Linked DNA regions of Homo sapiens: region 1 is linked to region 2. A link is a contact called in ENCODE Hi-C or POLR2A ChIA-PET data. All regions are on one chromosome and are shown on one strand. Each heading gives the region's core, a stretch centred on a gene start or an enhancer-like site at or near the end of the contact. The rest is flanking DNA. Distances are from core to core; before and after follow the strand shown.

Region 1 (4,187 bases), core at 990-3,489, 1.8 Mb after region 2:
GTTGAATTTAAATCATTCAAAATTATTCAGTAAGATGTATATAGTGTTGATGACAAAGAAAGTTTCATATTTAGCATTTTGCTCACACCCTCCCAAATATCATCAAAAGGTCTGATTCTCTGTGCAACAGAAAAGTAACAAATTGAGTGACATTTTACATTCATCTGTGAAATGTTGGCATACCAGCATTCCATCTTAAGTCTTCATCTCAGCTAATCAATAAACATTTGCTGCATGAATTAGGCTTCCTAATACGTCACTCTAAACTAGTGATTCTTAAGCGGTAACACTGTCAGGATCACCTATGGAGCTTTTGTTAAAGCCCATCTCGGAGATTCTACCTCAGTGGGTCTTTCAGGTGGGGCTCCCTCACTATACAGGTATTTGCAGAGTGCCTGCTCCCGTGCCAGGACTGTGCTAGGCACTTGAGAACAGTGAACGAACACAAGCGAACATTCTTGCCCAAGGAGGGCTTATCCTGGACTGCAGAGAGTCAGGCAATAAACAATAAAACATTAAATATGTAAATGTATAATAAACTAAAGATGATAAGTGTTACAGGAAAACACGGTAAGGAAGACTGGAAATGGGGAGGAGGACACACAGGTTTCAATATTAAGTGTGGCACTTAGGGAAGGCCTCACTGAAAAGTTGAGACTTAGGGAAAAACACAAAGCAAAACAAAACTAAATAAGGTGAGAGTTAATTCAGTGGGATATCTGACAGAAAAGAATTCTAAGCAGACAAAACAGGTCAAAAGCGCTACGGTGGAGGAAACATTAATTTCACCCCTAATTGTATCAAGCACCCTACCCTAGATTTTTTTTTTTTTTTTTTGGCAAATGCTATTTAATCCACACAACAGTACTGCAAAGTAGGTGAGAACTCTGTTTTACATACACAGAAAGTGAATATTTGTTTCTCCATCTCTTCTGGACTCAAGTTAATCATGGGTCCAGAATTTGAACCCAGATCACCCTAACTCATCAGTTCTCACTCATTCTACCACAGCAAAAGACAAAGAGATCAATAAGGGCAGGGAAGAAAGATGAGGGAGACTAGTCAGACTCCTCCTCAGGTGACCCTCTTCCCCATGCCCCTCCCTTAACTGTATCACCACTTTATACGAACCCACTGACCTTCAGGAAGAGGATTTCTGTATGCATCCCCAGGATACAGAAACCACCCGTGACTCGGAAAACCCAAACCCCTCGCACGTGCTGTGCCAGCTGCCCCAAAAGCAGGTAAGATGCTCCTGGGCATCTACCATAAGGAAACAGCACATCACCCTATTGTCATTCAATGTACTTTTAGGGGTAAAAGACAAAGTGATGTGTTCTTTTCTGTTTATAAATTACGGATCTACGAGTACACTGAAGTCGATTTACCACCACAGGTGGCACACAGACTGAATGGAGAGGAGAAAGGTATGTATCTCACTTGCCCTTCACACCTAGAGGGTTTCACATGGAGAGAATATCTACCTTTTATTCAGTCTCTTATTCGTTGTAGCTTTTGTGAGGTGAGTGAAGTGAATTTTTAAAGGAGCTCTAATTTATACAGAGGAAAAAAATGATTCACTTAATTTTCACAAATGTCACAGGGCTAAGAATAAAACTAAAACCCGTAATTCTGTAAATTTAAAACATCAAGTTTTGGGCCTAGGTTTTAAAGTGAGAGTAAGAATTTCCAGCATAAAGTTACAGCTATTTTTGTTTCTTATCTAGCTTCCCTATGTCATTTAAAATAAATTACCAAATCTAGTAAATCACAATCCATTTATATTCATTTTTCAGTTATGAATCAAATCAGGCAGAGTCAAGTCATTTATTAGCTGGGAGTTATTAATTTCTTTATTGAGGTGAAATTCACATTACATAAAATTTACCATTTTAAGGTGAACAATTCAGGGGTGTGTAGTTCATTCACAATGTTGCACAATCACCTCTTTCTTTCATGTTCATTGCCCCAAAATAAAATGCCAAACCCATGAAGCAGCTGCTCCCCATTCTCCTCTCCCTCAGCTCCTTGCAATCATCAATCTGCTTTTATCTATTCTGGACATTTCTTATAGATGGAATTGCACACTATGTGGCCTTTTGTGTCTGGCTTCGCTCACTTACTATGGTCCATCCACAATGCAGCATGTATCAGTACTTCATTTCTTTTACAGCTGAATACTATTCCATTGTATGTAGAAGCATTTATTTGTATGTGTGTACAAGTATGTGAAAGCACACAGAATCTTTCTCTTCCTCTTCCCCTTTTCTTACTTCCTCATCCTCCTCAGCAAAGGATGCATAATCTGATACTAATTATGAAGAAAGATCAGACAAAACCAAATAACTACTCAATAATCTTCAAAATTATCAAGGTCAGGAAAGTCAAGGAAATAATGAAGAAGTGTTTCAGTCTGAAGGAGACTAAAGGACATGACACCCAAATGCAATGTGTGATTCTGAACTGGATCCTTTCACTACAGAAAGGACATTATTGGGATAACTAGTAAGTTTGAATGGAGTGTGAGTGGTACCGCTGTCTATGCTAATTTCACTATTTTGATACATAGGTAGAATGCACTGTTTATTGGAATTATACATAAAAGTATCCTGAGGAAATGAAGCATCAGATGAGCGACTTCTAAACAGTTGGAGTAAAAAAAACTTTGTGTTCTACTTCCACCTTTTCTATAAACTTGAAATTTCAAAAGAATTTTAATGTATCAATAAAAAAATCCTGGAATACAGAACTTTCCTACATAGGTGCATCTGTGCAATTTCACATTTAAACAAGCAAAAACTAACAGAAAGGAATTCGCTGCTTTCCATTCAGTTTGATACTTCAATAAAATTACAGGACCTCCCTATCATATCTCACCGGTGTACATAAGGAACCTACAGGACGGTCTGGGCCCATGTTCCTGCTCACAGCAGGCAGGTTCAGCTAACCAGAGGAGATGTCCGCTGCTCGGTTCAAGAGCATCATAGTCTTCTCAGCAGACTGTTCAAACAGCCAAGAGTCTTCTTTCTTATGACCAAGCAATTAAATTAAGGCCATTTCCTCATTTAATCCCCTGAGGATAAAATCTGTCAGCTCCTTAAATATGCAAATTCCAATAGGAGATTGGATTATCCACACATATTTGCTTACATGTGCTTTCTAAAATTAATATGATAAAGCTATTGTAATGTGCTGGGTGAATATTTTCCATACTTCTATCCAAAAATTAGAATTGGATTTTGAGAATTGATGACTTCAGAATCAGAAACAGAACAACTGAACTTTAAAATACATACGAAATCCTGTTGACGATGGCATCTTCATCTTCTTGTTCATCTGCAAAAATGTTTAAGGTATTAATATTCCTTTATCTTCTAACAAAATGCGTCATTAATTTATTAAAACTATAAACACAATATAAACTTAAAAGGCAATTATTGAACAGAAACAATTTTCAAAAAGCACTGTATTTGTTTCAGCATAGATCCAAATTTAAATCTCATTAAATCAAGTAGTATGGTATATAGAGAATGGGATGTTTCAATTAACAAAATCCTGATTAATAAAACTACCATATGTAAATTAAAATTTGCTCAAGAAAATAAAACTTAGTACAACCTTAGGACCACTACAAAGTAAATTATTATACAATGTTAAGTGAAACTGCTAATAAATAAAATTTTCTGGGTGATAACAGCCAACAAAAGTTACTATAAAATTAAAATTCAGAAACATAGAACTCATAATTTTCTATAATATGAATTTGTCATTAATAATAGTAACAAGGAGTCTCCTGGACCATCCTAAATAACTTGGATACTACTGCCTCAGTAACTCATAATTATTGTTACAAACAGAAATTGGCTGGGCGCAATGGCTCACACCTGTAATCCCAACACTTTGGGAAGCTGAGGTGGGCAGATCTCTTGAGCCCAGGAATTCAAGACCACCTTAAGCAACATAGGGAGACTCCATCTTTACAAAAAAATTTTAAAAATTAACTAGGCATGGTGGCACATGCCTGTAGTGCAGGATACTCAGGAGGCTGAGGTTGGAGAATCACTTGAGCCCAGGAGGTCGAGGCTACAGTCAGCCATGATTGCCCCACTGCTCTCCGGCCTAGGGGACAGAAGGAGATCCTATCTCAAAAAAAAAATTGTATATATATATTTAGAAATAAAAATTAT
Region 2 (3,716 bases), core at 1,217-3,716:
GTCCAGGTGTGCTCCCTCCCCCACCAATGAGGGGCGCTAAAGGGCAGGTACCATGTCCTCTTCACCTCTGTATTATACCTGGCACCTAGTCCATGCCTGCCTCATATTAGATGGTCAACATGTGAACTTATAATCCACAGTCATAAGAGTCAGAGAATCAGATGTCCAGGCTCAAAACTTTTCAGAAAATATACTGTTTCAGATGAAAGTGGTTTGCCAAGGACATTTTTAAGCACTTAGATTTGATTCAAAGTCGAGTAAATATGGTTCCAGTTCAACTTGTTCCAGGTTTTAAGTAACATTTGGTTCAAGTCCCCTATAAGAGCCAAAGTCCTAAAATGAAACACGAAGGCTAGGAAGGAGGGGGAAGAGAAAAATGGTGGATAGCAAAAAACAAAAACAAAAAAACAAACAAAAAAAAGAGGGGCGGGGGAATCATCAATACTGGAAAAAGCTAACACTGTTACAGGCACTCATCTTCATCGCTCCGTGTTCAGCAACTGTTTTACTCTGTAAATTCAAAGATAGAAGGCTTTTTTTTTTTTTTTGAGACGGAGTCTAGCTGTTGTTGCCCAGGCTGGAGTGCAGTGGCGCGATCTCGGCTCACTGCAACTTCCACCTCCCAGGTTCCAGCAATTCTCCTGCCTCAGCCTCCCGAGTAGCTGAGACCACAGGCGCCCGCCACCACGCCCGGCTAATTTTTGTATTTTTAGTAGAGATGAGGCTTCACCATGTTGGCCAGGCTGGTCTCGAACTCATGACCTCAGGTGATCCACCCGCCTTGGCCTCCCAAAGTGCTGGGATTACAGGGGTAAACCCGGCCTTGAAGTCTCTTTACCCTAAAGTTACAGGGCAAAAAGGGTCCAAAAAGTTGTTACAAGGACGAACCTCAAGAAGGCCAAGATCACTCAGCCTTCTACAATTCCTTCTACACCATCCAAGTTCATCTGCGAAATATGAGTCTCCGCCCTTCCAGGCCTAACTCTGATCACTGGGGATCCCCATCCTCCAAGGTGGGGGCCACTGATGTCACACCCAAGGCAACACAACTGTACAGCTAAACTTTTAAGAAGGAAATATTTTGAAGATTAACCTGAAGAGGATATTCAACTAAGATGCATTCCTACCACGGACTGATAACTGTGTGACATCAAACAGATATATTATTATAGGAATACTAAGGAAAACCCACAATATCCTTTGGCGTGAGCCCAAACTACACAAAATTAAATGTGTAATGTGATGGTGTTACCAGGGTACCGTAAAATTAATCGTCCAAGTGGGAAAATCAAGGAAGACGAATGCCAGCCCCCACGTGCAGGGACACAGGCTGGAAGGGAGCGCTCCTCAGCCCCGCACAGGACGGCAGCTGCCCGGGTGGCGGAGGCGGCCAAGCCGGTGCACGGCCACGACCCCCGCCGGCCGAGCGAGGCTGGGGTCCCCGCGCGAGCTGCCCCGGCTGGGGATCCCGGCGCCCCTCGTCCGCCCTCGGAGCTGCTCTCCCGGGAGCCGAGACGCCCGGCGCGGGGAATGGGGAGACGCGACCCCGCGCCCGTCCCGCTCAGCAAAGGAGCAGAGAACGAGGCGGCCCGGTGGGTCGGGGGCGGCGACCCCAGGGCCGCAGGCCGGGGGCTCAGGGCGCGCACTAGGGGCCGAGGTACAGAGCCCCAGCCGCCTTCCCTCCCGCACTCCCCCGGGCCCGGGCCTCCCGCGCCCACCCCGCGGTCGCCCCTGCCCTCAGCGCAGTCAGGCCAGCGGCCTCGGCGGACCCGACGCTCTGCGCCCGGCGCGCGCCCGCGGCAGGAGCGGGGACGGGGACGGGGACGGGGACGGACGGGGACGCGGACGGGGGAGGAGGCCGCGGCAGGGGCGGGCGCGGTACCTGCGGGTCGATGTCGCCCACCGCGTAATACTTGACCTCCCTGAACATCTCCTCAGGAACTTTGGGCGCCTGGTCCGACATGATCGCGGCGGCCCGGGAGGCTCCGCGGCGGCGCCCGGCCCCGCCCACCCCCCGCCCCCGGCCCCCGCGGCGCCCGGCGCCCCCACTCGCCCCGCCAACGGCCCTGCCCGCGCAGCCCGGGCCCGGTCCTGCGAATCGGGGTCCGCTCCCCCGCCCTCCGCGCCCCCGCCCGCGCCCGCGCCGAGCGCCCGAAGCGCGGGAGCCGCGCGCGCCCTGCGGGACGCACCATCCCGCCCCGGCCACCGAGGGGGAGCGCCGAGGAGCCGCCCGGCCTCCAGTGACGCCCCGCGCCTCTGCCGCCAGCCACGGCTCCGGGGTAGCTGGCGCCGGCAGCCCGCTCTGGCCCTTGCGGTTCCGTGGCCGCCGCTCTGCAACGAGGGGGCCCCGAGGACGAGGGGAAACCAGCTCCCCCCTCGGCGGGGCCGGAGTGAGCCGGTCCCGGGGAGGAGGGGAGCTGGCAGGCCCCTCCCGTCGCCACATGCGGCTGCTCGGGGGCGGCGCATGCGCGCGGCGGAGGGGGGGGTGGGGCCTTGGGGCCGCGAGTGGGAGCGGGAGCGGTTCTGCGGCCTCCTCGGGCTTCTTGGCCCTGGGCGGAGTGGGATTGGGTGTCCCGGCTGTTCGCAGTGGCCGCGAGTGCGGCCGGACCTGGAGTAGTACCTGAGCCGCTCTGGCCGAGCAAGGCGCGGGGCCCCGGTCTACACCGCGCTGGACCCGGCTATGCCGTGACGGAATTCCCGAGGCCGTAGCGCCACGCGAGACGCGCACTGGTGGCCTCCGCGGCGAGTCCTGGGGTCTCCGCAAGGCCTCAGTGCCCGAGCTGGGGACGTGCTGGGGGGAGGCCCGGCCCCGTCGCTGCCCGAGGCCCCGCTGTCCCGGCCGGACCGGCCTGGTCCCTGGCGTCCTGTCGGGTCCGCGCTGGAGGAGAGTCCCAGACAGCAGAGCCCGCGGTGCAGCTCCAGCCCCGGGAAGCCCCGCGCTCAACAGGTTAATACTACACAGCGGCGATTCTAATGGTCACGCTTTTATTTACAGCTCGCCTCCCTTCCGCCAAGATTCACAGAACACGGCAGAGTGGCCTCGGGATCACCTGCCCAAGACACCTGCACGACCGGAAGTTGGGAGAAGAAATTAAGGCCATGATGATGAACGCAGCCTTTCTCGTTTATTTCCAATCCCACAACAAACCGGAGTCCAGGAACTCATGGGTGATTATCGGACTATTACCTAGTCGTAAAACTGTGGAGCATTGGTGTCTAAAGGAATCTGAGACAGACCCGCAGTGTCTCCCCCACATGCCTTAAGTCACTTCTGCCAAGCAGAAAATCATTTTTAAGTAAATGTTAGTGAAATTGGTTTTAAAAAAGAGAAGGGGCCGGGCGCGGTGGCTCACGCCTGTAATCCTATCCTTTAGGAGGCCGAGGTGGGCGGATTGCCTGAGTTCAGGAGTTCGAGACCAGCCTGGGCGACACGGTGAAACCCCGTCCCTACTAAAATACAAAAAATTAGCCGGGCGTGGCGGCACGCGCCTGTAGTCCCAGCTACTCAGGAGGCTGAGGCAGGAGAATGGCTTGAACTCGGGTGGGGGAGGTTGCAATGAGCCGAGATCGCGCCGCTGCACTCCAGCCTGGGCGACAGAGCGAGACTCTGTCTCTGAAAAAAAACAAAACAAAACGAGAAGGCTTTCAAAATTACTCTGCGGTACACTAATTTAACAGATTAGATCACTTTCCAGGCTTTAAGTTGGCCTTTGTTC

The links. A loop is a pair of places that touch in the nucleus more often than their neighbours do. ChIA-PET counts read pairs that join two places held with the same protein, here RNA polymerase II (POLR2A).
Region 1: a loop to region 2 is called in a map with no recorded cell type, with 4 times the contacts of the local background. The contact joins the enhancer-like site here to the promoter of PAXIP1-DT in region 2. A Hi-C loop is called at or near these places in 1 of 37 single-sample maps with no recorded cell type. POLR2A ChIA-PET finds 5 or more read pairs at or near these places in 1 of 52 experiments (activated B cell).

The regions. Positions count from the first base shown.
Region 1 is chr7:156,830,457-156,834,643 of GRCh38, forward strand. LMBR1 (limb development membrane protein 1) reads right to left here. Exons shown (of 17, transcript NM_022458.4): 3 at 3,297-3,336. Among named protein-coding and RNA genes, the nearest start is that of LMBR1, 61 kb to the right of the region's middle. Within about 2 kb of position 2,240, at least 2 of the 41 ENCODE cell types and tissues checked have a DNase peak (open chromatin) inside an H3K27ac peak, as active enhancers do.
Region 2 is chr7:155,000,967-155,004,682 of GRCh38, forward strand. It overlaps PAXIP1-DT (PAXIP1 divergent transcript), which reads left to right and starts at 2,467. Exons shown (of 1, transcript NR_028090.1): 1 at 2,467-3,716. PAXIP1 (PAX interacting protein 1) reads right to left here and starts at 2,158. Exons shown (of 21, transcript NM_007349.4): 1 at 1,883-2,158. The coding sequence starts at 1,963. RefSeq lists silencers at 1,299-1,448, 1,619-1,988, 2,019-2,708, 2,729-2,808 and an enhancer at 3,053-3,554.